2 separate regions of the Homo sapiens genome follow, and region 2 is linked to region 1. A link is a loop called in an ENCODE intact Hi-C map of the cell type or tissue named here. Cell type or tissue: sigmoid colon. All regions are shown on one strand. Links, peaks and the distances in the headings refer to the core of each region. The heading gives the core; the rest is flanking DNA. Region 1 overlaps LARGE1 (LARGE xylosyl- and glucuronyltransferase 1). Region 2 overlaps LARGE1 (LARGE xylosyl- and glucuronyltransferase 1).

Region 1 (15,536 bases), core at 4,528-12,527:
CAAGTGACAGCCCTGACCAATCTCCCCTAAGCTGGTTCTGCCTCTGGAGTTCTCAGTTATGGCAAACTTCCAGTATATTCCCTCACCTGCATAAGCCAGTTTGTAGAGTCTGCTTCTCACAACCAAAGGCACAAAGGCATCCTAACTGATACAGGCACTTTGAGATCTGGGATCCTCCCTTACTTGCAAAATGGTTCTGAAGATAAACTGATTTTGAGTCTTATCTCAGCTTTGCCATTTACAACCGTAACCTAACCATCCCTCCTCGCCTCACTCCCATGTGGCTCACCTATAAAATGAGGATCATAATCCTAATGCACAGAGGTGTTGCATGAATTACGTAAAGCAATAAATGCTATCGTACCTACACATTAAAGTACCTAGACATTGGCCGGGTGCAGTGGCTTACACCTGTAATCCTAGCACTTAGGGAGGCCACGGTGGGTGGATCACCTGAGGTCAAGAGTTTGAGACCAGCCTGGCCAACATGGCGAAAACCCGTCTCTACTGAAATAGCCGTCTCTACTAAAAATACAAAATTTAGCCGGGCGTGATGGCAGGCACCTGTAAGCCCAGCTACTCAGAGGCTGAGGCAGGAGAATTGCTTGAACCTGGGAGGCAGAGGGTGCAGTGAGCCGAGATCTGGCCGTTACACTCCAGCCTGGGAGACAAGAGCGAAACTCTGTCTCTCAATCAATCAATCAATCAATCAATCAAATGAAGTACCTAGATATTAAAGTACCTAGCAATGTCTGAAATAGTGAGTATAGGTATTACACACATGCACATACTCTGCATTTCCCTCTACAAATAAACATGTATATTACATGATGAAATGTACAAGTTAAAAAGGAACACAGTGAAAGCTTCTGGGATCCCGACGGCTTGAAAGGGAGAGCTGACAGAAGGAGCAACCACTGGAGTGCTCACTGGATGACCACATCCTGCTTTTCTCCATCTTTACCAACACACATGGCTTTTTCGCAACAGGAGTGTTCCACGCTGGCACTGCTGCTCCAAACCCCGGACATAGGACCTTGACACGTTTTTCAAAGATATGATCTGAAGAGGATGGTGTAATCATTCAGGTCCCTGCACCCCAAGCTCCTTGACACACTGGAAGAATATGCACAAAGAAAAACTGGCACCTCACTAGCTTCATTGGGTCCATGACACAGGCTGCAAATGCAGACACCATGACCCCACCCTAAATCTTTCATCCGGAGGAATCCTCCAGGAGGGCTTTCCGTGCTGCTCTAAAATGGAGCACGAGCACATACATCCTACAGCAAAACCATAAAAATTCTGAATTGGAAGGAACCTTAAAAGTCAGGCATTTCAGCTTTCCACCCAACACTACTGCATCCCATTAAAAACAACAACACTGTGGACCCTGGCCATCTACAGTATTCAATTTGAGCTTCTGGTGTGCATGGATAATTTGGACAATTTTATCTAGTATTATTCCTCCAGATTCCTGGAGTTTCTTTTTCTCCAGGAAGTTACTGATAGCAGCTTGATCCATGCATGGATGGAGAGCCAGAGATATGCCTGGTACCTTGCAAAATGTTCTCAGTGGTGGAGTATCACGCCAAAGAAACACCTGCAATCCCGTGGGTAGGATGCGAGCCTATCCACGTGAAGTTAGACTAAGCATCTGGAGACGGGCATACCACTGCCCACTGTTTGATCAGTTAAGCAGCATTTCTGGAGCCGGGCTATGACCAGGCACTGCTGCTGAGAAAACAAAGCCATAATCCATGTGGTGGGGACAAACAAATCTACAACTAACTCCTTAACAAAAAGGGATGGCTGTTTTTGTAAACATATACAGATAAGAAACTTCTTTTTTTTTTGAGAAGTTGTTTTGCTCTTGTTGCACAGGCTGGAGGGCAGTGGTGCAATCTTGGCTCACCACAACCTCCCCCTCCTGGGTTCAAGCGATTCTCCTGCCTCAGCTGCCCAGGTAGCTGGGATTACAGGCATGCACCACCACGCCCGGCTAATTTTAAGTAGAGACGGGGTTTCTCCATGTTGGTCAGGCTGGTCTCGAACTTCCAACCTCGGCAATCTGCCCGCCTCGGCCTCCCAAAGTGCTGGGATTACAGAAGTGAGCCACCGTGCCCGGTCAATAAGGAACATTCTCACAAACAAAAGCAAGAGTGACTGAAAACGGAGAGTTTGGTAATATGGAGGAAGAAGACTTTGTGTATTGGTATGGGGACATAGTTGGTTCAGGGGAGAATGAAAATACAGACCTCTCCATAGATAAGGTCATAGAAGAGCTAGGATCTGAAGTAGGAACTAGAATTTGCTGAGACCATGTGTGCTCACATGTGCATGTGGTGGGCTCTATTTAGCCAGGAAATAGGGAAGAAGAAGATCCTCGCTGTCCCACGCACTTATGGCTTGCTTTAATTTTTAAGACATCTAAGCTAAGCTTCATTTAAGACATGAAGCTAAGCTTTTTGCTATCCCCTGACTCATTCCGTTCCAAAAGTTTAATGTGAGTACACCAAACCCTGCCAATCAAATAGTAAGCCCCTTGCAGGCAAGGATTATATCAAAAGCTCTGACTGCTAAATACCTACCTCCCTGTGTGTTTTTTAACTTTACAGTTATTTTCATTTTGAAATTATAGACTCTCAAGAAGTTGCAAAAATAGTACAGAGAGGTCCTGTGTACCCTTCATCCAGTTTCCTCCCAATGGTGATAATTTATATAACTATAATTATCAAAATCATGAAAGTAACATCAGCAAGATACAATTAATTAGACCACAGACCTTATTCAGATTTTATTAGTTCTTGCATACATTCAGGCTTTTTTGTATTTGTGTGTAGTTCTATGAAATATTATCACATGTACAGATTTGTGCAACCACCATCACAATCAAGATACAGAACTGTTCTATCATCCTGAAGAAACTCCATTATGCTACCCCATTATACTCACACCCCACCCTAGTCCCTGGCAACCACTGATCTTTTCCTATGCTCTATAATTCTGTCATTGGGAGAAGGTTGTACAAACAGAACCATATAGTCTCTAACCTTTTGAGACTGGCTTTTTGCACTCAACGTAATAGCCTTTAGCCCCATCTCAGTTATTGCACGCATCAAGTTCATTCCTTTTTCTCGCTGAGTAGTGTTCAACTGCAAGGATATACATTTTGTTCATTCATTCACCTGTTAAGGACTTTGGGGTAGTTTATAAGTTTTGAGCTATTACAAATAAAACTCTTAAAAAGATTTGTGTATAGGTATTTCTATAAACACAAGTTTCCATTTTTCTGGAAGTGTGACTTCTGGATCATACGGTGATATGGTTTGGCTGTGTCCCCACCCAAATCTCAACTTGAATTTTATCTCCCAGAATTCCCATGTGTTGTGGGAGGGACCCGGGGGAGGTAAATGAGTCATGGGGGCCAGTCTTTCCCATGCTATTCTCATGATAGTGAGTAAGTCTCACAAGATCTGAAGTGTTTATCAGGGGTTTCCGCTTTTGCTTCTTCCTCATTTCTCTCTTGCCGCCGCCATGTAAGAAGTGCCTTTTGCCTCGCACCATGATTCTGGGGCCTCCCCAGACATGTGGTACTGTAAGTCCAATTAAAACTCTTTTTCTTCCCAGTCTCAGGTATGTCTTTATCAGCCGCATGAAAATGTACTAATACATATGGTATATATTTAACTTTTTAAGAAATTGACAGATGGTCATACCATATTACATTCCCACCAAAGACACAGTTTCTCTGCAACCTCACCAGCATCTGATATTGTCAGCAAATTTTATCGTATTCATTCTAATAGGTGTGTAATGGTAGCTAATTATGGTCTTAATTTATATTTCCCTGATGTTGTTGAGCATCTTTTCATGCGCTTATTTCCCATCTGTGTATTTTCCTTGGTGACATGTCTAAGTCTTTTGCCCATTTTCTAATTGGATTGTTTGGTTTTTAATGTTGAGTCTGGAGAGATTTTTATATATTCAGGATACGAGTCCTCTGTCAAATGTGTCATTTACACACATTTCTCCCAGTCAGTGGCGTCTCTTTTCACCCTCTTAACAGATTCTCCTACAAAGCCACATTTTAAACTGTGATTAATTCCAGTTCATCCATTTTGTTTTACGAATTGTGCTTTTGGTGTTCCAACTCCTTTTAAAATCCAAGATCAGAAGAGGTACCTGGACAAATTACCTGATACCCCCCGCTTCCCCAGTGACTAGTTTCCTCATATGTAACACAGGGAAGATAATTATGGCATCTACTTCATAAGTTGTATCAAAAGAGTAAAGCTATATACGCACTTAAAACACTGTCTGACACCCCTAGTGTTTGCTGTTACTATTTTTACTAATGAAAATAATATCTTCATTTGTTCAGACTACCTTATGAAAGTCCTCTGAAAAAATGCCTGATAACTAACTCTGGAGAAAAAAAAAAAAGAGGGGTTAACAATCACATGTGCAAAGGAATGATTTGGTTGAGAGGGAGATGACTAATGAATCCTCTGAACACAGGTATCATGCCAAGTTTCTCAAATAAAAGGTAAATCAGAAACAAAAGAAATTCTGACCCCAGGCAGAGCCAAAAATAAAAGTAATAATTTGCCTCCCCCAACTCACAGCTGCTGACTCCATAAGCACTTATTCCCACTGCAAATGGCTCAGAACAGCAAGGGAAGCACTACAGAGATGGCTTCAGTCCCATCATCACTTAGAGAAGAGCTCTTAGGCCCTGCTGAATGTTCCAGACTAGACAGGCTGGGAGTCTTCCTTTGATTATCACTGGCAGGTGAATGAAGGCAGCTGCCACCTACCTTTAGGAATGGTTATGTCCCTAATTGTGTATTAAAGATGGCTCTGAGTAATCTTAAAGCCAAATGAAAAGAATATTTTAAATTAACCTTCGGGGAACTCACAGGAGGAGGTTTTCTTCCCCGTTCTGGTTATGAAGACAGGGACACAGGACATCTCCTGCACTGATCTCTTTGTATGGACAATATGCTTAGATATACAGTAGGTAAGGTGACAAGTAACTCTTATTTGTCACCCTGCCCCTCTCCCCACTCAACCCACCAAGGTGAATTGGGCATGTGTACCTGTGTATCCCTAGAAAGAATTGTGCACTTCTATCTAGGAATAAATATTTATTCCCAGGTCTATCTCCCTCTCCCTAAACAATACCACCAGGGTACGGATTCATTAGTCATCTCCCACCCAACCAAATCCTTCCTTTGCACAAGAGGGCAGGGACCCTACTCAATTCACCCCAGTACTTCAGTGCCTTGAACACAGCCTAACACATAATCAAAGCTCATGAATGTAACAAGCTGCCTGGCAAGGCTGGACAGATAGATGGGTGGGTGAGTGGGTAGACAGACAATTGGATGGACAGGAAGATGGGTGGATAGATCAACACACAAATGAAAGCTAAAAGATGACGACGGATACCAAGGAAGATCAAAATATTCTTTCTCAACACCAGCAAAGTCCACCAATGCCTTAAAGTCACTTCTCTAACTCCCCCAAGACAGCATTCATGACCCTCCTCTTAATAAAAGCTACTATTACATTATGGAATTGGTAGAGCACTCATTTCCCTCAATGTTCTAGGGGTTCTGCTTCTATACAACTTCTATACAACTTACATTTCCTATCTCAATTGAGCTTCAGAGACTTCATCTCTGTAGCTTCCATATTGCCTGATATCTGGAAATGTCTTGGGAACGAGTTACTCCTGGACACATTTGGTGGTTTGACTCAGTTTCTAAGGCAAACTGGAGTTTTACAAGTATGTTGTACATAGCTGGAATCCAGTAAATGCTAATGGAATTCATAGCTCCGTAAGATGATATGACTGGCTGTTTAACAACACCAACAACCAAAAATGCAGAGGAGGTGAGGTTCAACAATTCACTAGGAGGACTCGCCAGACTCAGCATGTAGATGTGGCTATGACTTACAGCATCTCATGGCTATGACTCATCACAGCAAAAGGACATAGAGTAGAACCAGCAAAGGAAGAAGGTCTATGAGGCAAAGTCTGGAGGGAACCAGGCTCAAGCTTCAAGAGTTCTCTCCCAGTAGAGTCACACAGGACACACTTAATTCCTCCAGCAATGAGCTGTGACCACACGTGTGAAAACATGTTTACGAGGGAAGCTCATTAGAGGTTCCGTGCCTAGGGTTTTCACCCAGGACTGGTTAGGCAGGCATCCAAAATTGTAGACTCCCAGAAGGAAAACAGATGTTCAGAATAAACTATATTGTTTGCATCAACAGTTTAAGCACAGTGACCCAGTCTTATCGGGTCTGAGAATGATGGGAACCCTCCTAAAATCCAAGTCCCCAGATGCCAGCCAAAGCCAACCTCGTAAGCAGGCCTGTTGAAGGATGGCAGTCAGGATTGTTATGTTAACTGTCTTCTGTACTCTCTTGTTTATACAGAAGAGAATTAACACAGCAATCCTGGCTGCCATCCTGTACTCTCCTCCCTATACAGAAGAGAACATAGCAATCCTGACTGCCATCCTTAGAAAGGCCTGCTTAACATAACTTTTTGGGAAGTTAGTCAGTGATTCCACTAATGCTGCCTTTGTTGACAATAGTTTTGGATTTCTCTGGGAATTGCCTTTAGAGCCCTCTATCTATCCAAAATATAATAAATCTCCAACATTGAACGCAGACTTGATCTCTAATAGCCAACGTATATGCAAAAACCTCTTTGGTTCAAACCAGAAGTCAACAATAAAATAATAAACTGCACCTTTCTACCATGGTCTTCAGGCACAAAGGGCAAGGACCATTTATCCATTCATTCCATGAACATGTATTTGGCACCTTCTGAATACAAAGCAATTTGCAGGTTGACTGCTTGAGACGCACATATCAAAAGGGAGGCTGCAAGAGATCCACAGTTCAGCTCCCTGCTGCTCAGTAAAACACACACTTACCAGGCACACACCTGGCACCTCTTCACATGAACACTTTGCAGAAAGCCAGCTGCATATCTGTGTGTTTTGGGTACCTTGAACAACCTACTTTGATTTTCCCTGAAAGTTAAGACTAAAGTGCCTGGCTTAAACAAAAACAACAACAAAACCCCAGCTCTAAAAAATGACTGAACTAGCCCCCAATGTCCCCAGTGCAACCCAGGTTTTATTTTTCCAGAGCATGCAGAGAGTGCAGTCAAGTTCAGCCTCCTCTTCTCTACCATCATGCATTTTCTAGCTGATCCCAGTCAGGTTCACGGCTTTCAATGGCCTGCAAAGGCCAGCAACCTCCAATCTGTATCTCCCACCCTAACCTTGTTCCAGAACTCCTGGCTCATATCCCACTGTCTGGCCCAATATATTCACTTGGATATATCGAAAAAGCACCACTCATTCAATAAGACTGAAACTGAACTCCTAATGTTCTCTCCCAAGCTTGTTTCTCTTGCAATCTTCCCAGTTAGAATATATGGACAGCTCCCGAACTCCACCAACTTCGTTCCTTTAGGTGCTCAAATAAAAAACTAGACACACCCTTGACTCTTCTTCCTCTGTTAGTCTCATATCCAATATCTCAGAAAATCCTGCTGAATATACCTTAAAGACACACCTGGATTTGGACTATATCCCAACACTTTGGCCACTACACTTGGTCTAAGCCACCAGCATCTCCTGCTTGAATGAAACAACTGTCCTAGTTTCCTAACTGATCTCCCTTCCTCTATCCTTGTCTGCAAGCTCTGCTCAAGTCAGTAACCAAAGAGATCTTTTAGAAAAGCAAGCCAAGGAATCTCTTTCCTCTGCCCCAACCACTCCAATGGCTCCCAACTTCATTCAGAGTAAAGACTCAACCCTGGTCGGGCACGGTGGCTCACGCCTGTAATCCCAGCACTTTGGGAGACTCAGGCGGGCGGATCACCTGAGGTCAGGAGTTTGAGACCAGCCTGGCCAACATGGTGAAACCCTATCTCTGCAAAAATACAAAAAATTAGCTGGGCATGATGGCAGGTGTCTGTAATCCCAGCTACTGGGGAGGCTGAGGCAGGAGAATTCCTTGAACCCGGGAGGCAGAGGTTGCCATGAGCCCAGATCACACCACTGCACTCCAGCCTGGGCGACAGAGCAAGACTCTGTCTCAAAAAATAAATAAATAAGTAAATAAATGAATAAATAAATAAATAAATAAATAAAATAACAACCATCATTATACCTAACATGTCCTATTTCTTCTCTTCCAATTGTTTTCTTCCATTCAAACAATGTTCACTGTCACTATGAACTTTGTCTAATGCCTCTCCCCTTGCTACATTTTATGATTATTATTTTTTGAAATTTATTAAGCTGACATTCACATAAAATAAAATGAGCTATTTTAAACAACCCAGAGGCATTTATTTAGTGCATTCACAATGCTGTGCAACCACCACCTCAATCTAATTCCAAAACTTTTCCATGAACTCCAAAACAAAACCCCACACCCATCAGGCAGCTTCTGCCCTTTCTCCCTCCCTCCCAGCCCCTGGTAATAACCAATATATGTTCTGTCTCCATAAATTTACCCACTCTGGATATATCTTATGAATGGGATCAAACAATATGTGATCTCTTGTATCTGACTTCTTTCTCTGCCCTTTGCTAGAAATTAAGTTTATGGCAACAGTTTTGCAAGCTTCATGTGAGGTGTTGGGAGCATCAGATACCGAAACCAAAACCAGAAGTGGGTAGCTGAAGCAAATGGAGCTAGGGACACACGTGAGCAAGCTGCAGTCCAAAAGTCTGGCCTCCAGGGCAGCCTAGAGTCTCACCAATAAGCCTGGCACATTTTCCAGCCCCAGTGTTTACAGGATCTTCTGCAGGAACAACTCTTGACATAATCACATACATCAAGAGGACAAACAGTTCCTTGAACACTTTCTGAGAACATGGCTGTATCATTACATTGAAATTACCTGCAATGTGACATCTCCTCAACTATAAGCTCCTTGAAAACGGGGCAAGAGCTAATCCATCTTTGAATCTGGGTACCCAGAGCCGTGTCCAGGGCTTAGAAGGCTCTCAGTGATGCAATGATGCCAGCTGTGCTACTCGGAGGAAGATAATAAGACTCAGAGCTGACTTCAAATCCTCTTCCTTGGCCGGGCGTGATGGCTCATGCCTGTAATCTCAGCGCTTTGGGAGGCCGAGGCAGGCGGATCACGAGGTCAAGAGATCGAGACCATCCTGGCCAACAAGGTGAAAACCCATCTCTAGTAAAAATACAAAAATTAGCTGGGCATGGTGTCACGTGCCTGTAGTCCCAGCTGCTCTGGAGGCTGAGGCAGGAGAATCGCTTGAACCTGGTAGGCGGAGGTTGCAGCGAGCTGAGATCTCACCATTGCACTCCAGCCGGGCGACACAGTGAGACTCCGTCTCAAAAAAAAAAATCCTCTTCCTTGCAATTTCAAACCATGCAACTTCCACAAAGACAGCTGGATAGGCAGTTTGTTTGCAGCAGGTAAGGCAACAAGTCATTAAAAGCAAAGCCCTAGAGACAGTGTGTCTGTATGCAAATCCCAGCTCTCCCACCTCCAAGCTATGTGACCCTGAGTTAATTTCTTAACTTCTCTGTGCTCAGTTTCATTATCTGCACAATCAGGAGGACAGTCATGTTACCCGCCTCACAGGACTGTTTGGGATTAAATAAATTAATCTACACGATTAATTATTAGGAACCAGCATGTAGTAGGTGTTCAATAAGCATTCACTTTCGTAACCAGGTCTTTAGTTTTTTAAAAATAGACTTTATTTTTTAGGATCACAGCAAGATAGGAAGGTATAGAGAGATTTCCCATATACCTCCTGCTCCCACCTATGCACAGCTTCCCCCAATCTCAACATACCCCATCAGAGTGGTAAGTTTCTTACAACTGGTGAGCCTACATTGATACATCATTATCGCCTAAAGTCCACTGTTTACATGACAGTTCATTTTTGATAAATATCTTATTGGTTTTGAGGAATATGTAATTACACATATCATACAGAGTAGTTTTACTGCGCTAAAAATAGTCTGAGCTCTGCTGATTCATCCTTTCCTCTTCCCAACCCCTGGCAACCACTGATCTTTTTACTATCTCCAGAGTTTTGCCTTTTCTAGAATGTCACAGTTGGAAAACAGTAAGTAGCCTTTTCAAATTGGCTTCTTTCATTTAGTCATATGTATTTAAATTTCTTCCATGTCTTTTCATGGCTTGATGGCTCATTTCTTTTCGGCGCTGAATAATATTCCATTGCCTGGATGTGCTATGGTTTATTTATCCATTCACCTACTTAAGGACACCTTAGCTGCTTCCAAGTTTTGGCAATCATGAATAAAGTTGCTTTAAACACCTATGTGAAGGTTTCTGTGTGGACGTAAGTTTTCAGCTCCTTTGGGTAAATACCAAGTTGTGAGATTCTGGGTTGTATGGTAAAAGTATGTTTAGTTGCATATGAAATTGCCAAACTGTCTTCCAAAGTGGCTATACCATTTTGCATTCTGACAGCAACAAATGAGAGTTCCTGTTGCTCCACATCCTCATCAGCATTTGGTGGTGCCAGTGTTCCAGGTTTTGGCCATTCTAATAAGTGTGTAGCAGTACGTCACTGTTGTTTTATTTGCATTTCCCTGATGACAAACGACATGGAGCATCTTTTCATGTGCTTATCTGCCATCTGCATATTTTCTTTGGGGAGGTATCTGTTAAAGTCTTTGATCCACTTTTTAAATTAGGCTGTTCTCTTCTTGTTATGTTCATCCAACTCCTTATGGGGAGAAAAGAAAGATGAAGCCTTGCCAGAGTGCTGAGACTCAGCAAGAACACAAAAGCAGCCCCTCCCTGCCCCTACCACCAAGGTGCTTGGCACAAATAGGTTGGGGGAAATCCAGATAGTAAGTCTTCTCCAGTAATATGCAAATGAAATCAAACAGTATTTATGGAATGTTTACAAAGCACAAGGCACCCTGCACGACGCTGGGATCGTAAAGAAGAATAAAGCCCCGTATTCCCCTGCCCTGACAATGCTCACCACCCCACATGTGAGCCGGATCAATTTCACAGTGACGAGTACACTGGAGTTGCACTTCTTTGAGGATGTAGCAAAAGGAACCAGTGTTTCATGCAAAGTCTATCCTCTTCGCATTTTCCCATGAACTGTTTGTGAACTTCCAAAGCAGTAGTTGAAGACAGACCCAGTAGCACCATTAAACCTATTTCCCCCTCAGCCTCAGAACCTGGGCACAAGCTCTTAACACTGTCTGGTGGGTCTCAAATCCCAGACCCATCTTCATCCATTCTTCTCTCCTTATTCAGAAACTCAGTACATCCTTCCCTAACCCCGCCCACCCACCCCATGTATTAAAAAGCTCAGGTCCTGCCAGGCACAGTGGCTCACACCTGTAATCCCAGCACTTTGGGAGGCCAAGGTGGGCGGATCACCCGAGGTCAGGAGTTCAAGACCAGCCTGGCCAACATGGAGAAACCCCATCTCTACTAAAAGTACAAAAATTAGCTGGGCGTGGTAGTGGGTGCCTGTAATCCCAGCTACTCAGGAGGCTCAGGCAAGAGAACTGCTTGAACCCAGGAGGCAGAGGCTGCGGTGAGCCGAGATTGCGCCACTGCACACCAGCCTGGTGACAGAGTGAGACTCCATCTCAAAAAAAAAAAAATCAGGTCCTGTGTGATGTATTTCCCTAGCCTCCTGCACTTTTCTAGATGGAGCTACCATTTATACTTATGAACATACACAACTATATGTTCCATGCCCTCAATAAGCAGTGAGCTCAGAGAATATGCCTGTTTTGACCAGCACTGGTTCCCAAAAGCTTAGCACAACACCTGTGCATAGCACATAGGAAGTTGTCAATAAATATGTATTATTAGATGCAAGGACAGATGGATGAATAGTCTGAATTTCCAGAGAGGTGTGGGCCTCACATTCTGCATGTCTAAACCAGCACTTTCCAATGGAAATATTATATAATGCTAGTTAGCCACATGTATAGTTTTTCATTTTCTAGCAGCCACATTTTAAAAAGAGCTAACAGGTGAAACTAATTTAAATAATATACCTTATTTCCTCCAATGTATGAAAATATTATTTCAACATATCATCAATATAAAAATAACCAATGAGATATTTTATAGTTTTCCATACTAAATATTCAAGATCAGATGCATATTTTACACTTAAGTACATCTCAATTGGGGTGCTAAATTTTCAATGACTGAAGTGAAATAGTACCTCCAAAACCAGAAGCTTGTGTTAAAAAAAAAAACAAAAAAACTTTACACTGCTTCACTTTTTAGATGTAATAAAGATTTTACAATTTGCAGTTCAGTTCCTCAGTGGTACTAGCCACATTTCAAGCACTTGTAGTTATAGGCGGGTGTTGCTACCACCCAGGAGAGCACAGAAAAAAAACTACAGTAGTCTGCATGCAACAGACACCAGATCTCTCACTCTGAACAAGACACAGCATGGGGGATGGGAAGAGAACTAACATTTATTATGACAAAATTATAAAACTTTTCAACCCATTATCTCATGGAATATGTAACAATCCTATAAAATAGGTATTGCTGTTTTCACGTTTGCAGGTAAAGAAATTGGTTGAGAGAGTTTACACTGACCAAGATCATATAGCTAGCAAGTGCTGGTCAGGATCTGAACCAAGGACTGGCTGAACCCAAAGCCATAGCCCGATACTCTTGGTCCCACAGTACTCTCTGGACCTCCGCTGAAGGCAACAAAATCTCCCTCTTGACTCCCCAGAAGCAAATTACATAAGGCACATGAATCCAAGATTCTACCATGGTGTGGTGGTTCTCATATTGTTCACAAATATCAGCTCTTCAGCTCTGAGCACATCAAGGTAGAACTTCTCTGCCCCAGAACAGCCATGGGACCTACTCTGGCCAATGAAATACGAATGCATGCAACTCACTGCAAGCTTTAAGAACCATTATGCGCCCTTTTCTCTCTATCTTAAGGACTAGCAAGAGTACTGATAGAGACTGCCTCACTATCAGGATCCCAGAGTGAAGACAGCATGCAGCAGTGCCATGAGTAGCCTGTGATGGACTTGTAGTACAGGGTGAGGGATGAATTTCTTTTTTTTTTTTTTGAGATGGAGTCTTGCTCTGTTGCCCAGGCTGGACTGCAATGGTGCGATCTTGGATCACTGCAACTTCCGCCTCCCGGGTTCAAGCAATTTCCCTGCCTCAGTCTCCCAAGTAGCTGGGACTACAGGTGTGCGCCACCGTGCCTAGCTAATTTTTGTATTTTTAGTACAGACGGGGTTTCACCATGTTGGCCAGGATGATCTCGATCTCCTGACCTTGTGATCTACCCGCCTCGGCTTCCCAAAGTGATTTTTTTGTTCTATGCGAGATTTGTTACTGCAGCATAACCTAACCTGCCCCCGACTCATATAAACATGATTAATGCGTGAGTGGAAGATGGGTAAATTGGGTGTTCAGGGAAAAGTGGGTGATTCTGAGCTCTTGCTTATGTTAACTGCAATAACCCTGCAGTCTGCTCCTCCATAAAGTCAGTCAAAAGGCTATTAGACCACCAGCTGTGGTGGGGTCTGGTTTCATCCCTACTGGTATTACTGTATTTCTTACAAATAGCTCATTAAGGCAATTATCAGTCATTAGCACAGTAGCCTGAGCAACAGTACAAGCACACACATTAATAAAACATAATTTAGCAGAGCAAGTAAAGACATGAACAAACTAGGCTCCCTTGTGGGACGCTCGTGGCTGAAGAGAATTTCCACTACACTAAAGCCAGGCACTCTGGAGAAGTATGCCAATCTCAGCACCTCTTAAGTGATCATTTGCATGAGCTTCAGTTCAACCAACAAAACCTGAGTCTTGAAGGATTACTAGGAGTCTGACAGGGAGAAAAAGTTAACAGCTTTCCAAGGAAAAAAAGATTTCCCAAATATTCGCAACGTGGAAGAGCATGCTGTATTTAGGAAGTGGTAAAATCATGATTTGGTATATAGAGGTGGGGCCCAAGACCAGGAAAGAAGGCCAGAGCCCAACTGGGAACAGCTTTATTACGTCACGGTAAATTGTTCAAACTTTTTCTAGAGGCAAGAAGAAGTAATCAAAGAGGCTCTAGCAGGGAATGTCATGAGCTGCTCTGAGCCTTAGAAAAGTCATTCTGGCAGTATAAGAATGATGGATTAGGAGACACAGGAAGGAGGAGGCCGGAGCATCAGCTAGTGAAATACTTCAGGCCAGGGATAATGGGAGCCCAGCCCAGAACTGTGACAAATGGAAAGAAAAAGACCAGAACACAGGAAATGGGCTGACCCGGGCTTAGCGCTCAATTGCATGACCTAAGTAAGAGAGGAACAAGGAAAGGGGAAATTGGCTACAGAAAGTCTCTAAGGATGACTGAGATTTCCACCTTGGGTATATAACAATGCATTAAAAGGGACTACTGGAAACTAATTTGACAGGTTCAACCCAGGTGGCAAATGCAGAAAACGATTAACAACATGTACACACAGACATTAAAAACTCATTTATTTTCCCACTCAAGGGCACTTAATAGCTAAGGTTCCAGGAGCACATGCCCCAAAGGGCTGGACCATGAAGTTAGGGCTATGCTAAGCTCCAGGTATGCTCTAAAACATATTGGGAATTGTGCCTGGCCTCCCCTGCCTTCTCACGGTTCTGACACAGCATCTCACCTGCCCAGAACTTGTGACAGTCACTTGGCTTCATTTTGGACGAGGCTCTTTTTGACATGTAATGTCTTCTATTCGTTACTTCCCCCAGACACATGCACAAGTGATGACTCTCTCTTTGCATACTGCGGTGCCTTTTCTCTTCATTCAGGTCTCCTAGGAAAACTGAGATTCAAACCAGAGCCTCCTGCTGTGCATTTTCCAGCCAGGGTGCATTGTCATCAGTGAGGCCTCACTCAATCACACATTCATCTTTGATCCGCCGGGTTGAAGGCACAGATGGCGCAGGCCTCACCAGGCCATCCTGTCCATCTATCAGTCCCTCTGCAATGATCCCCTTGGGGTTCTGGGCTATTACCAAGTTTCCCTTTGTGTGGATATTTCATTCCATAAGCACAGTCAAGCCTCAACAGCTGTCCAGGCCAACAAAGATCAAGAAGTTTCTTCACAGTTTATTTGCTCATTCAACACACAGGTACTATGCCCTGACAACACGCCAGGCCCTGTGCTAGACAATGAAGCACAGAGATGAAAACTGTCTGTCCTTCAAGAAGTCCATAGCCTCCTCAAGGAGACAAAGATATTAAAAGACAAATAAAACAGAGATAATTAATGCAACTAGCACTGTTTGCTTTCTGGTTTTCTCCTATTAGGTGGTACCAAATTGGCATATGAATACAGACTATTCTCTTAGTATTGGTTTAAATGGTGGTATGAAGTACATCTACTGCATTAAGAAGTGCCACTCTAGGCCGGGCGCAGTGGCTCACCCCTGTAATCCCAACTCCTTTGGGAGGTCAAGGCAGGTGGATCAT
Region 2 (15,536 bases), core at 4,575-12,574, 150 kb before region 1:
GAAAAGTGATCTTACTTGCTCAAAGCCACATAGCTGTTAAACTAGAAATGGGGCCAGGATTTAGACTCACAACTCCCAGCTTCAAAAGCCAATGGTCTTTGGTCTACACAATTGTACAGGGGACTCCCAAATTACAATGAGTTATTTCTCAGAAGACTGAGCAGGGGAGTGAAACTCTTGGCTAGAGAGATTACAGAAGGAAGAGAAATGTCCCCACAAACACAACTCTTTTTCTCTTTTTTATGCCTTCTTTTCCCCTTTTCCTTTTTTATTTTTCCCCTCCTCGATTCTTATTTGTTCTTTAGGTTCTATGTCATAATAGTGTAAATACGCTTGGAGAAAAAATTTGCTCGTTTTGGGCCATCTCACCTGGGTAGCAGAGTTCCCATCCAAACTAACCCTTTCTAAACCAACACCATGGCTGTGATCTGCTAGCAGAGAACCTGAAAGAAATCAAATATGCCTTCACCAAGGCAAGAACAGAAGATCCCTAAATTAGGGCCCTCCCCAGACCAGCCAAGACCAAAGGAATTTGTTAACGTGGCTGAATGCCCGTTTTCATACATAGAGATATTAAGTAACAGAAGCCACTGACAGTGGTTGTCAAAGACTAAAGGGCACTGGGCCTGGCATACAGTCAGGGCTGAATAAATGTGCAGCATTTATCACGTCCTGACATTTGTATTTATTTATTTGTTTATCATCTCTCCCTCTACCTCTGATGACAGATGTAAGAACCAGAGGGAAAGGGGTTCTGTCTTTTTTGCTGTTGTTCACTGCTGTTTCCCAACACATAAAACAGAATGAGATACAAAACACGAGTGCAATATGTTTGCTGAACGAATGGATAAATAAATGAATGATGATGATGGAGTAGAACCACCTCCTCGCCCAGGTTCTCTGGGCTTGGCTGAAGGACCAACTTGTGACATCCCGAATCCTGCTATAATGGATGTTTGTTTCACATCGTTCCTACTCATATGACACATTCCTCGTTGGACATCCTCTGTCGGATGCTCTCTACCTCTCCACCAATCCACTTTTCAACCAGGCTTGAGAAACCTGAGAAATGCTCCTATCCTCAGGGGCTCTCCTTGTCCTCCTCCCTCACCACTGAACTTCCAAAGAACTTAGTCTACATCACTGAGGAAGCCATTTGTTAGTGACACTGGATAGTCTCATTGGATAGTATCACCAATATTACTAATAATCCCATTCACTAGAATAGAATACTACAGTTTGCAAAGCATTCTCTTTAGGGAGTTTGAAGTCTAACCACTCTTTATTCCAGAAAATGGAATAAAGAAACAGCAGGTCCTATCTATGTTTAACTAAGAATAGTAAAAACTAACCATAATTTTGAAAATGTACTATGTACTAGGCGCTAGTCAAGCCTTTATATGGCCATTCTGTTTAATTCTCACAAATACTCCATGAAGCAGGTATTATTTCCTAAAGTTTACTGATGAGACACCTGGAGTTCACAGAAGTTATGCAACTGGATCAAGGGTACTCTCTGCATAAATCACTAAAGCTGGGATATGAATTCAGTCTCGCCCATCTCTCAAAAGGCCTTCCTATGAATAGGCATGCCCTAATTCATCTCCACCATGAGAACTGGAAACAATGGGGAATGAGTGTATGTGTGTTCACTGCACATAGAAGCGTGGATGCAGGTATTTGAGGAAATAGAGGACAATAAATATCCCACATTTCCAAAGAGCTGCTAAGAAAGAAAGCATACCCTAAAAGGGGAGAAGTGATATTAGGCTATAAAAGTTCAAATTACTTCTTTAGATAAGGAACAAGTCTGTGGTTCTGAATTGGAGAGGCTGTTTATACAGTGAAGTGATAATGAGGTCTAAGAAAACTGCCCAACTGGGCCACAACTCCAGGTGTACCATTCACACTATAGTCTAAGAAGCAGGGGCCTACAGGATGACAGCTAGGTGTAGAAACCCTGCGCATGTCAAAATGAACCACATAGAAACAAGCGGTAGGTTCCATCAGTGAGCTCCTCTTAATATCTGTAGATTACGCCTTCTTATCCCCATTTTCAGATGGGAAAACAGAAGCTCAGAGAGGCTAAATGACTTGTCAGACCATTGAGCAAAGTTAGCGAGCAAGCCAGACTTACACACCCGGGCTAGAATCAAGAATGCCAGCTCTTGGCATCTGGCTGTGTTTCCAGGAGGCATTTGCAAGGGGTGAGGGCAATCGGGACTTTGGACAACTTCCTCCCCAGGCTCCAGATGCCCTTTACCTCGCATTTCTCCACGACCGGCTGCTGCCCACACTCGGAGCTGTTGCCTGCCACGATGCCAGCCCGAAGGTTCTCGCTGTCTCCAGTGCCCTCCTCCATGGAGTAGGTCTTGGAGTGGTTGCCTCGGCGATGGGATGGGGCTCGGCCCTGGGCCAGGCTGAGCTGCCTGCGGAGGGCGCGGTTCTCCTCCTCCACCTCGCGCATGCGCACCTCCAGGCTCTCGCGCTCCCGCTGGCTGGAGGCCGTGTACCTGGGGCTGTGTGCCTGGGACTCCAGCGGTGACAGAGACACGGGCTTTCCATCTGGGGAGCGAAACACCAGGGAAGCTTTAATCTGGATGAACCATGCCTCAAGCCCCTCCAAGTTCCCCAGACATCCCTTACTACATGGCGAGGCTCCTTGCACAATCCCATGTTTAAGGAAAACAGATGGAAAGTGAGTTACAAATAAACGCATCCAGATTGAACTGGGAACAAAGTTGAGAACAGAACAACTTATTATGGTGATAAAAGCTAATATGCCTTTTAGAGAAGGCAATCATAATAAAATTGTTTCTAATTAAATGCACTGTCTTCCTCTCCCTACTTGGCATGTTTCTAAGTAGGCTTCTTAACAATAAAGAATTATGAATACAAAGTGGGCGGATTGGGGAGAAAGACAAGGGAGGGGAGAAGGAGTACCAGGAAGTGGAGGGGAGCAAGAGGAAGAGAACGAGTAATAAGGAAAAAATAATAGGCCAGGCGCAGTGGCTCACGCCTGTGATCCCAGCACTTTGGGAGGCCAAGACGGGCGGATCACGAGGTCAGGAGATTGAGATTATCCTGGCTAACCGGTGAAACCCGGTCTCTACTAAAAATACAAAAAAAAAAAAAAAAATTAGCCGGGCTTGGTGGCACACACCTGTAGTCCCAGCTACTTGGGAGGCTGAGGCAGGATAATGGCAAGAACCCGGGAGGCGGAGCTTGCAGTGAGCCGAGATCGCACCACTGCACTCCAGCCTGGGCCAGAGTGAGACTCCGTCTCAAAAAAAAAAAAAAAAAAAAAGAAAAAAGATAATAATAATGACTAAGTTTATTGAGCTCTTCCTATGCAAACTCCTATACATCTTTCAAAATCCTGTTTTAAAAGCATCACCTCTCAGGGGAAACCTTCTTCCATTTGCAGGCAAGATATCCTTCCACATATTCCGAAATAATTTGTATGTAGCGCTATGAAAACATGTATCTGCCATACTGTATTTGGTAAACAGCTTTACTAAATGTTGCCTATGAAGACTGGGAGTTCAATGTAGGCAAAGGCGGGTCTTACCTGTCTTTGTGGTTAACATGTCACAAGGTCTGAGAAATGCTGGAAGACTGGATGCATGGCTCCATGCCAAGAATAAAATATTAAAAGCAACAAGGAAAAAAGAAGTAGAAGCATGACCCATCTCATGGTTTTCCCAGAAAAACAGTTAACCATTAAAGTGAGTGCCAGCAACACTCCATGTAACAATCATACAACCCTGCAATAAAAACTGAGGCACGGCCGCGTGTGGTGGCTCATGCCTGTAATCCCAGCATTTTGGGAGGCCAAGGCGGGCAAATCACGAGGTCAGGAGATCGAGACCATCCTGGCCAAGCTAGTGAAACCCCGTCTCTACTAAAATACAAAAAGTTAGCCAGGCATGGTGGCACGCACCTGTATACAGTCCCAGCTACTCGTGAGGTTGAGGCAGGGGAATTGCTTGAACCCTGGAGGCAGGGGTTGCAGTAAGCCGAGATTGCACCACTGCATTCCAGCCTGGCGACAGAGCAAGACTCTGTCTCAAAACAAAAAACAAAAACAAAAACAACACAAAAAACTGAGGCACAGAGACGATAAGCAGGTCTCTCAATGTGATGCCACCACAATGGTGATGTCAGAATTCGCACCCAGGTCTCTCTGATATCTGGGCCTGTACACTCTCCACTTCAATAAACTTTCATTATAGGCTATTCAGAGAGCTAACATTAAAAAAAAACAAACACTTATTAGTATAAAAACCCCATCTCCCAAGGATACTTATATCACCTTGTATAAAGTAGGCGCTCAAGGCATGCTTACTGTTCAGGAGCCCCAGTGGCACAAGGCATACCCAAAGCTATCACTTATTTCTGTTTCCACTCTGCAGAAATCCTGGGCTCCAGCTACATTTACAGCCACCTCAGGGGTTACCAAGCAAAAAAAGCATATCTCTAGAAAATCGTCCTCTCTCAGCTGCCTGTCAAAAAAACATTCCTCTTTTTCCATACTTCAAGTTTTTCCTTCCTGCCCAGACCCCTGAGCTTCAAAACTGTCCCAGAGAGTCTCTGTGACTCACAAACTTGAGGATCAAAGAATGTGATGAATTACACCCTGCAGGTCTCACTTGTGCTTGTGTCGGCCTCTGCCCAGGGCTTTTTGATGTATCTTTGGGCCTTAACAAATATGACTCATTTTTTTTCCTCTTAATCACCTCAGGGTTAAACGCCTAAGTGCCTGGTCTTCTCCTATCAATGCAACAAATATGACTCAATGAATTGCACTGCCTGGGACCACAAATCAAAGGCCGATGCAGAATTGGTAGGGGACGTGAAATCACAGGTTGATTAGGGTTGCATTGTCACCGACTGGCCAATTACAAGCTTCAACCCAAGCTTTTGAAACCTGTCTCCCTGTTTGGTACAACTGAGAATGAAAAAGAATAGGCAGCTATTAATAATTGCGTTTTCTCAACCAACATCGACCCTTTGAGCAGGGGTGGGTAAAGATGAACCTCTGGCTTCCTCGGGAGTTACACCTTCTGTAGTGTCTATCATGGATCTGCACCACGCTAGGTGGTTCATGCTGATAATGCCTTAGGTTGCTATCAGTACAATTAAGTAGTAATAGTTATCCCTATTACTGATGCAGAAACCAAGACTAAAGTTTAAACTGTGTTCCTATTATGTTGCAGTTTGACTGTAAACAAGGTCTCCTGGACTTTGAGCTCAGCTATGCTCCTGCATATATGTGCTAAGTTAGAGGTAAAGACGCTCAGGAGACTGAGAGGGTCTTCCTTCTCAGGAAAGGATTTTGGAGCATTTGGGCAGAAATGCAGGAAGCTCAACAGGGTCTCAGGGTCTCTAGAAAATTAACAAATGGGACCTGTGAGTTTCCTCTTTGGAGGAGTTACATCAGTGCTCTGAGCTTCGATTTTTTCTTCTGTGAAATGGGAACATAAAATGTTCCAGTAAGAGTGATGGGAGGCTTAAGCAAAATAACAAAATACAGAGCATGGTGTCCCTTATTGGGAGGCGCTTGGCATCAGTGAGTTCCTGTGACCCTTTCTCAGTGAGGGAAGGTGATGTCATGGGTAAGATGAGTTGATGATGTAATTTAAGGTGTAAAGCACGCTGTATTTTCAGAACACAGAGTTGTTCTGTGTGTTGTATGGGGGAACAAGCAGTCAACAGACCTTGGCTTCCTTTGAGATATACTCCAAGAGGAGGCACTGCTGAGCTTCCTGCCTTCATCCTTAGCCGGGGTCATGGTTAATCCGTAAGAACATGGAGGAGCAAGCAAGCAGGCTTCACCAAAGAGGCCGGGTCACATTCTCTAGCCCCTCTCCTGAAAGTCCCATATTTTAAACATTTACGTAAATTATGATTGTCTGATTGTGGGCTTAAGAGAAATGCTATCGACATCCTGTGTCCATTTCTCCCCTGCTTTAGACCCCAAATGGTTTTAACCAAATTTAACTCTCAAAGACGTGCGGGGGTTTTCCCACTTTTAAAAGCCCTATAGATTTGTCACCAATGAAGCCACAACTAAATAATTAATGTCAGGTCTCAGAGGAATCAATGTTGAAAAAAGCAACATTCATGCTGTGCCCAACTGCTGGCATGGAGGAAGTGCTCAATTAATGGCAGAATTGTCCTTTCCGGTTTGTTGGTTTGTTTTAAAGGTCCATTATCTTGAGCCGGCCCCTTCCTTTTCCTCAAGCCAGTTTTGCCTTCTGAAAGGCGGGGCCCTGGAGATGTGCTCCGAGTCCCCTCTCAGCTCTAACTCTCCGTAGCTGTGTGGTCCAGATGATCCCAACACCGCATGATCAGAAGTGAATAGTGGGCCCTGCTGCCTTGCCAGATTCACAGCTCATTCTCGTTTTATTCATCCTGACTTTTGCTTTTATTCCTGACTATTCCTTTTTCTGGCTCCTGATCTCTTTGCTCAGGCTTCTCCTGACTCTCTGGGAGCACAAGCAGGAGAGAGGGTCAGGGTAGTGAACAGCCAGCCTCCTTACGTTTCTCTGTTACGTTTTACAGGCACTGGTCCCTCCCAGGAACGCTCCTCAAGCTTTGTGTATAGGTCGTAGTTATACAGCCCATTACATACGATTTTATGGCTATGTAAACAACTGTGCCCACACTGATATTTCTCAAACTACCAGTGGTGAAGACAGCAAGAGAGGCATGGAAGCACAAGGAGCTTGGGTGAAGAACCAGTTTTTCTCCCTCCCCCAGTCCATCCTGGATAAAAATTTGCCCCTAACACTCAAAGGTAAAACAGAGCTTGGCCCACGTGTAACTCATCACTGGAATTAAACAAACTGGTCTACACTACGTTAATCAAGACTATTGATCATACACTTGATGCTGGCCACAAAGTCCATTTGCTCTAGATGTTTCTAAAATGCTTAGTCTCAAGTTCCATATGTATCTTGTTGCAGAGCAGCAACAATTTGAGGATATGGTTAATTTTATGTGTCAACTCAACTGGGCCAGGTGGTACCCAAATATGTGATCAAACATCATTTTGGGTGTTTTTTTTTAAAGGTGTTTTTGGATGAGGTTAACATTTAAATTGGTAGACAGAGTAAAGCAGGTGTCCTCCCCTGGTGTGGGTTGGCTACCTCCCATTAGTTGAAGGCATGAGTAGAACAAAAATGCTGACCATCTTCCACATTCAAGAGAACTCATCTTGCCTGACAGCCATTGAATTGGGACATCATCTTTTTCTTGCCTTCAAACTCAAACTGAATCACCAGATCTTCCTGGGTCTCGAGCCTGTTGGAATTTGGACTGGAACTACACCATGAGATCTCCTGGTTCTCAGGCTTTCGGACTCAGACTAGAACTACACATCGGCTCTCCTGGGTCTCCAGCTTGCTGACTCAACCTGAAGATCTTGGAACTTGTCAGCTTCCATAATCATGCAAGCCAATTCCTTACAATAAACATAGCTGTATATGCACACTCTATTGGTTCTGCTTCTCTAAAGAGCCCTGACAAATAGAAGGACGAACAACGGCCTGCAGATCACACCTTGAGTGGCACCGCCCAATCTCCAGTCTCCATCCCCAGGTCCTGGCATGCTCCCTATACTTAGCAAGCATTTGAGGAAGAGAGAAAGAGAAGAACTAACAACTATAACTTTTTGTTAAAAAAAGGCATAAAATGCCTAGCACATCATAAACTACTAGTTATTTAAAAAGACATCTCATTATAATATTAGATGCTGGGGAAGAGGGAGAGAGAACTGAGAAAAGCAAACAAATCAAGTAGATAAGTAAGAGCATGGGATTTGGAGTAAGAAAGAGCTGAGCTTAAATTATGGTTCTTCCACTTACTAATAAATAACTTAGGCAAAATACTTAACTTTTCTGTGACTCAGTGTCTTATGTAAAATGAGGGACATGGGAGCATAAGCATGAGTGTGTGTGTGTGTGTGTGTGTGTGTACACACACAAATATTACTTCATATCAGGCTTACACAGAGTAGATACTTGTATTAGTCAATTTTCACGCTGCTGATAAAGACATAGCCGAGACTGGGTAATTTATAACAAACAAGAGGTTTAATGGACTCACAGTTCCTCATGGTTTGGGAGGCCTCACAATTATGGTGAAAGGTGAGGGAAGAACAAAGGCACATCTTACATGGTGGCAGGCAAAAAGAGAATGAGAGTGAAGCGAAAGGGGTTTCCCTTATAAAACCATTGGATCTTGTGAGACTTATTCACTACCATGAGAACAGTATGAGGGAACCGCCCCCATGATTCAATTATCTCCCACTGCATCCCTCCCACAACACATGGGAATTATGGGGGCTACAATTCAAGATGAGATTTGGGTGGGGACACAGCCAAACCGTATCAATACTCAAATTCTCTGCTGTTCTCCCAGCCCAAGCCCACTAAAGCTGCAGGCAGGGCACATAAAGGCAGAAGTGGATAGAATCCCCTGCGTGTAAGTGCCTTTACCTTTGTTTCTCTATTACCTTTCCTTCCAGGTTTCTACTCTTTAGATATACACAGTCTATGTATGAACATGATGTATCGTTCTATCATGCAATACGTGTGTGTGTTGATCTGCGGTTCAGCCCACTTTCAGCTTAAAATGTCAAACAAGACATTATTCAAAAACTAAGCTGACAACATCATCCTCCTCCCTGCAAAACTTCTCAACAAACATGAATTTATCATCGACTCTGAATCTCTGAATCCACTTGAGATGAATGTTCTGAATTAAGAATCAAAACATCTAAGATTCAGAACAAAGAAGGTAAATTGAAAATCAACCTCCGTGCAGTGCAGTGACAGAGATTAGGGACTTACCATCCAAAATGTCCTAAGTGATGATCTCAATCAATCTGAATGTGCTGAGTATCTCTGGATCTCTCCAGAGTGCTGGCATCTGGTACTGCATGTGGGATCCACCACTTTGAAATGAATAGGACTGGGACTCATTAATGCAGGCAGGGCCAGGGTCTGGATGGGCCTCCCATGAAGGGGGCTCAGACCCTTTCAGGGGTGACAGACCCAGATCTCTCTAGTCTAGGAAAGCAAACTCTTGCACTTAGTGCCAGATTTCAGGAAAGCTGTCCGGTTGCATCATCCTGCCCGTGATAAAGACACTACATCCCTAACCTTTATATGGCAAAATCTCCCTACGTACAATCTGTCACTAAAGCCTGCCAATTCTTTCTTCCTGATGTTTGAAGCACTTGCTCTTCCCATTTGATTTCAAACATCTCATCCGAAGCCAAGCCTCTTAATCTTATCCTAAAACAGGGGTCATCAAACTTTTTCTGTAAACATCCAGAGAGTCAATGTGCTTTACTTCGCAGGCTATGCTATCTCTGCTTCAAGCACTTGACTGCCATTGTAGCATAAAAGCGGCCATAGAAATACATAACAAATGGCTGTGGCTGTGTTCCAGTCAAATTTTATTTCCAAACACAAGCAGAGGGCCAGATCAGGCATACTTTTTGGCCATAGATTATGGATCCTGTCCTAGAACATTGTGTGGGTCTCCTGGGCTAGTCCCCCTGCCTCTGATTTCTCCCTGTTCCTGTCAGCTCACTCGCAGGTGCCACGGATAACATTCTTCAATCCTATTTCCACCACGTTTGCAGTCTGATAATGCACAAAAACAACTCTATCTACTTCAAGGTCATCCATCAAATTCAACAAACACTTGGTCAGTTCCCCCTGAGTACATGTCCTTGGGTGCTGTGTCTGCATCGTCTCATTTTAATTTATGCAACGCTGTCATGAAGTGGGTATTCTCACTATTTCCATTTGACTAATGAAAAAAAAAAAAGAGAAACAGGCACATGATTTAACTAGTTCCATGTCATCCCAGCAACAATGGCAGAGGGAGAGTCTTGAACCCAGGTTCACTGGCTCCAGATAAATGGCTCTTTCCGCACCGAACCGGAATGTCTCCTATTCAACACCCTCCGAACAAGTCCAGCCTAATTTGTGGTTGCGGTTGTTGTTTCTGCTTCATTCCCTGGTCCCTCAGGCCAGTGGTCCTCAATCTGGGCTTCCATTAAAAAACTTAGGAAACAATATGAATGTGCACAGGTCCCAACCTAGATGAATTCATATAGCATCTCTGGAGGTGGGGGTCTAGTTATCAGCATTTAAAAAAAAATTTTAATTTAATTTTACGGTCCGGGATACATGTGCAGGACATGCAGGTTTGTTACATGGTAAACATGTGCCACAGTGGTTTGCTGCACAGATCAACCCATCACTTAGCTATTAAGCCCAGCATCCATTAGCTACTCTTACTGATGCTCTCCCTCCCCTGCCAACTCCCCAACAGGCCCCAGTGTGTGTTGTTCCCCTACTTGTGTCCATGTGCTCATTGTTCAGCTTCCACTTATGAGTGAGAACATGCGATTTTTGGTTTTCTTTTCCTGTGTTACTCTGCTGAGGATAATGGCTTCCAGCTTCATCCATGTTCATGCAAAGGACATTGTCTCATTCCTTTTTATGGCTGCATAGTATTCCATGGTGTATATGTACCATATTTTCTTTATTGAATCTATCACTGATGGGCATCTGGGTTGATTCCAGTCTTTGCTATTGGGAATAGTGCTGCAATAAACATATGTGTGCATGTATCTTTGTAACAGAATGATTTATATTCCTTTGGGTTTTCAGCATTTTTAAAAACAGCCACTCCCATGGGATTCTCATGTGTAATGAAGGTTGAGAAATGCTGGCTGAGGCATTTCCCCAGACTCTCTAGATTCAAAGGAAGTCTTAGCATTGCCACACTTAATTATAGTATTGCTCTGACCCTGCACTCCATTTCCCTTACACAAGCCTCTACTGTATTCTCTCAGCAGCTTCCATCATGTGACCCAGACCCACATGATTTCCTGGTATTGTAGCTCCTCCAAGCATAGGGCCTGCTTTGCTCCTCGGCATCGCCCTGCTTCCTGGAAGACAGTCTCCTTCAAAAGCAGTTCCCTTCTAGCCCAGCTGCCTGACTATCCAGCTTCTCCGGTTTCTGGTTCCTTTCTCTTGACCAATCACAGGTCACCTTATTCCAATATATGTTTCAATTTTTCATTCTCCATATGAGACTATATTCATTTAGCAATTTGTAATTTTTGTTAGAAAATGCCCTCCTTTTAATTAACATAAAGATTTCACACCCTCATTCAATGCCAAATATCTAATATCATTTGATATTTCAAAGTAAATTAAATATTGCAGCCAAAGTCATTTTAGAAAAATTTAGAAAACTCAGTTTGATCTTAAAAGTTAATTTTGATCATGAGATGTCCACAGGAGAGCTGAGTCTGCCAACGTGTCATCAGCTTTTCTTTTCTAGGCAGTTTATAAGTCACAGCAAGACACAGGTCCAGGCTGAGCCATTTTCTTAAGTTTCAAAAGCATGGAATCAGATTTGCTGTGGGAAGGAAAATGGCAATGATGACACACAAAGGCTGCTCGCTTTTTATGAGGTACACAGGGAATGTTTTGCCCCAAAATTCCCCTAAGTGATTTTCTGGAAGTTATCTTTGGCAACCAAAGCACACTTGAGTTCCAGCAAAGGCCCTGGAGACAGATCTTCTGACAAAGATGGAAGAACAGTTAAAAAAAAAAAAAAAAAAAGGAGAGTTCCTCACTAGCTTCTAAAAAGAATTTGCAACTACAGTGCCAGGGAAAGAGGCCTGGATTCACTGCACCATAATAGGCTGAATGAGATCTGACTTTTGTCTTCCATAAAATCATTTCCAAGAACGTTAGCTTAAAGAGCTTCATTAAGTCAAGAAAATGAAGACATTTTTAGCACCAATTTGCTGTACCTATACCTGGGTTTAGACTACAAATGCTTGAAGTGTGTTCTAACGAGCAATGATACCAGTTTTTGTCTTTTGAAACTTCAGGTTCAATGATTTCAAAGCTTCAAATGTTTTGTTGTGTGTGTGTGTGTGTGTGTTTTTTTTTTTTTTTTTTGCCAAATATGCTAAGTTTTGAAAGTTGGAGGCAGTTGGTCTTTGAACTGCTGTTACCATGGTGGGGCAACCATGTCTTCCTGCTTCTATAACTGGCCCGTCATATACTCAAGGAGTCTGAGTATGGACAAAAGGGCTTTGTTAGTAGCATTCAAATCGTCACCAACCAAGGCCAAAAAAGATAATGTATTTAGTGCTCTGTTTCCTAGAAAAATGGAAGGACTTGACAGCAGAGTGAAGGTCTTCTCTTAGATCACCAGGTGGTTTAGAAAACCGTCATTGGAGGGTAATGATAACAGTGTATACTAGAAAAGGTGAATAGATATTCACCGCAAATCCTGACAATTGATCTGTGTGTGAGAGCACAATAAATTCACATTCCAGTCATCTTTGAAGAGCCTCTGCCCCCAGTTAGCCCCTAAACTTCAATCACTTTTACACAGCCTTGAAGGCATCACCAGCGTTAGTGACGGTCTCCAATGGTTGAGTCTGAGAAAGCATCCTTTCTCCTTCCCCAGTTTCTTGAGTCCTATTTCATACATATGCAATAGTTGGACACAATCCCCTTTGTTGGTAGATTCATCAAAACTAAAAGCTAAACAACCATAACGATTTTATCCTTTGCAAAGCATCAACTGAGTGTCCTCAATGTGGCTATTTACTATAAAATCAAATGCAGAAATACTATAGAATTTCTTAATTTTCTCTTTAGCAGCACTCAAGATGAAAGATTTCATAAGTGTTTTTTCCACTGATTTAATTTTTTAAAACCTTTGCAATAAATGTGTTATTTGATATGAAATATTCATAGCCCTTATAAAATCCCACTAAAATGTTCCAAGAGTGAGGCGAATCACACGTGCTAAGAATCATATTTTACAGTAAAAATTTTTAATGAGGTTTGATTTTTTTTTTTGTAGCTAAAATCTTGTTCAAATCAGAAGACCCACATGGGATGATTTTTTAGCAAAGATTTTCAATTTTATTTTGCATTCATCATACTGAGTATGTTGAAAACTATCCTTTTCTCACTTTGTGAATCTATACTTGCTGTAAGCCTCAAACTGTCATTCTGGTTGGCCATATTTATTACCAAAAAAGGTTCTATGATTTTTTTTTTTTTTTTGAGCCAGGGTCTCGCTCTGTTGCCCAGGCTGGAGTACAGGGGCTCAGTCTTGGCTCACTGCGACCTCCACCTCCCAGGTTCAAGCGATTCCCTTGCCTCAGCCTCCCAAGTAGCTGGGATTACAGGCGCGCCACCATGCTTGGCTAATTTTTGCATTTTTAGTAGAGACGGGGTTTCACCATGTTGGCCAGCCTGTTCCTCGAACTCCTGACCTCAAGTGATCCATCTGCCTCAGCCTCCCAAAGTGCTGGGATTACAGATGTGAGCTTCCGCACCTGGCATTTCTGTGATTTTTTTTTTTTAAATGAGGAGCACTGACAATAATGTCTGGTTTGGGTTACAGAGGATGAAAGATTTCAATGGCAAACAGCAGCTATTTGAGGATGCCAGACAAATCAGCAAAGCCCTGACCCCATTCATTCCTGCTCCTTGGGCTTCTGTGCCCCTCCTGCTTCACTTGAGAGGAGAAATATCCAAGTGAAATTCAGATCTACAGAGAAGAGTTAGGGACTCTCATCAAAAAGGATCCAACAGAATGATGACCGTACATCATGAGTGTGTCTTTAATTGGACTGCATCAGAATTGAACTATGGTGTTCTGCTGTCCTCGGGAGGGAGGGGGACTACCAGATAACCCACTCAGACTTTGATATCCTTCTCTGTATTTGGAAGACAGTTGTTCCATGAATGTCTTGGGACTGTAAGAAGAAAACTGAATGTGAAACATGACTAAAAATCTAGAGCAGGGGTGTCCAATCTTTTGGCTTCCCTGGGCCACACTGGAAGAAGAATTGTCTTGGGCCACACATAAAAAACACTAACACTAAGGACAGCTTAGGAGCCAAAAAAAAAAAAAAAAAAAAAAAGGAAAAGAATCTCATAGTGTTTTCAAAGTGGCCAAATTTGTGTTGGGCCACATTCAAAGCTGTCCACAGGTTGGATAAGCCTGGTCCAGAGAGTGTTCTTTAGGCTATGCGTCAGGTAGAATGGTCAGTTTGCCTATCTGACCACTGCCCTTGAAATGGTGCACCTGCCAAACCTGAGCAAAAGTTCTCTTCCCTTATACTGCATGTAAGCAAGATCAACATGGGAGGAAAGGCCCTGCCCCATCTTTTCAGGAGCCCCAGCATCAGTGAGGATGGACTTGACTTGCACCATATTCTCGGGGCCCTCTGACATACCCCATCTCCTCTACAGTCAACTGGCTTTGAGACAAATCACCGCCCTTCATCCAAACTCCCCACCCCTTGCCTAGCCTTCTATGGAGACCACCTGCTATGCAAGCCACACTTCACCAGAAGTGTCCAACTCTGGCCTGCAGTGTTCACTCTTCGATAGTGGAACCAGATGAGAGACAGAAATGATGGGGCTGGTAAAAAGAGGAATAGAAAGAGCTAGTTATCAAAGATAAGGGGGACTCTGTACTTGTTAAAGTTAGCAGTGGCAACATAGCCATCCAACGGCATGAGTAGCTGCCATCCAGAATATTCTAACCCATTCCAAAAAAAAAAATGGAAGCAAGTACTTTTGTGAATGTCATTGATTCCTTCAATGGCATCCCCCTGCTGTAAAATGCCACTTCACCTAAATCAGTGTTATCTTCCTCAGCTCCATTGTAAATTAAAAACAAGAGAAAACAAGCAAAAGCCTGGCTGGACATTCCTTTGCCTGTAAGTGACTGTCCTCCTTTTTCCTATCTTCTTTTCCTTCTTCACAGTAGTGTCCAACCACCCTTTATCAGTTTGACTTACATTAAAGTTATATTCCAATTCCAACAAGTATCTATATTAGAAAAAGAAATAAGAGGAGGAAAATGAAAAAAAAAATCACCTCTTTTTTCACCCTTTCCTGACAAATCCAAACCATCCCTTAGGAGAAAATCAGAATGAGGAATGAGGTTTTATCGAAACCGATCAGGGAGAGAGGGGAATAGAAGATTTCATCAGGAGTTCAGCTTGACAGAAATAACGCTTTATTGGGATGGGCACTTGGCAAAGATAACATGTTACCAAGAGCAAGATAGATGTTTGGGTAAAATCTTGTGTTAATACTTATTAAGGTCAAAACCCGCCATCTCTACTTTTGACGGACGGGTATTTTCTTCCAAGTCCTACACCGGAGAGTTTTTATAAGGTGCTTCCAGCAGTCTTATAAAAGTAAGAAGAATAAAACTAAGAACCCTCAACTCAATACCACTATAAGGCAAAGTCAGGATTTTCCTCTGCAAGCTGAGAGGAATGATGCGCTTGAGTGCAGGAAGTAACAGGTGCAGAGGACCAAGGGGAAGCCTATGATGGTGAAGCCTCCAGTACAGGATCCCAATTTCTGACCCCAAAAAGAAAAGCCCCTTGCAGGACAGAGGCCCACCTGAGGGACTGATCTCAGAGACAGTGTCAGGATGGGGAT

The links. Hi-C counts contacts between places; a loop is a spot of excess contacts. Peaks named below come from ENCODE experiments on the same cell type or tissue, not always from the same donor. Only the 100,000 strongest peaks of a DNase experiment are listed, where the experiment ranks them.
Region 2: a loop joins it to region 1, with 7 times the contacts of the local background. A loop is called at or near these places in 1 of 110 quality-filtered maps.

Annotation. Positions count from the first base shown.
Region 1 is chr22:33,797,602-33,813,137 of GRCh38, forward strand. All of the region lies in intron 1 of LARGE1 (LARGE xylosyl- and glucuronyltransferase 1), which reads right to left. Among named protein-coding and RNA genes, the nearest start is that of LARGE-AS1, 80 kb to the left of the region's middle. In sigmoid colon, for the core only: no CTCF peak of the experiment used is centred there; DNase peaks (open chromatin) are centred at 6,079, 6,450 and 8,800; H3K27ac peaks cover 990 bases.
Region 2 is chr22:33,648,104-33,663,639 of GRCh38, forward strand. LARGE1 (LARGE xylosyl- and glucuronyltransferase 1) reads right to left here. Exons shown (of 15, transcript NM_133642.5): 3 at 2,264-2,565. Among named protein-coding and RNA genes, the nearest start is that of SNORA50B, 49 kb to the right of the region's middle. In sigmoid colon, for the core only: no CTCF peak of the experiment used is centred there; DNase peaks (open chromatin) are centred at 10,928 and 11,588.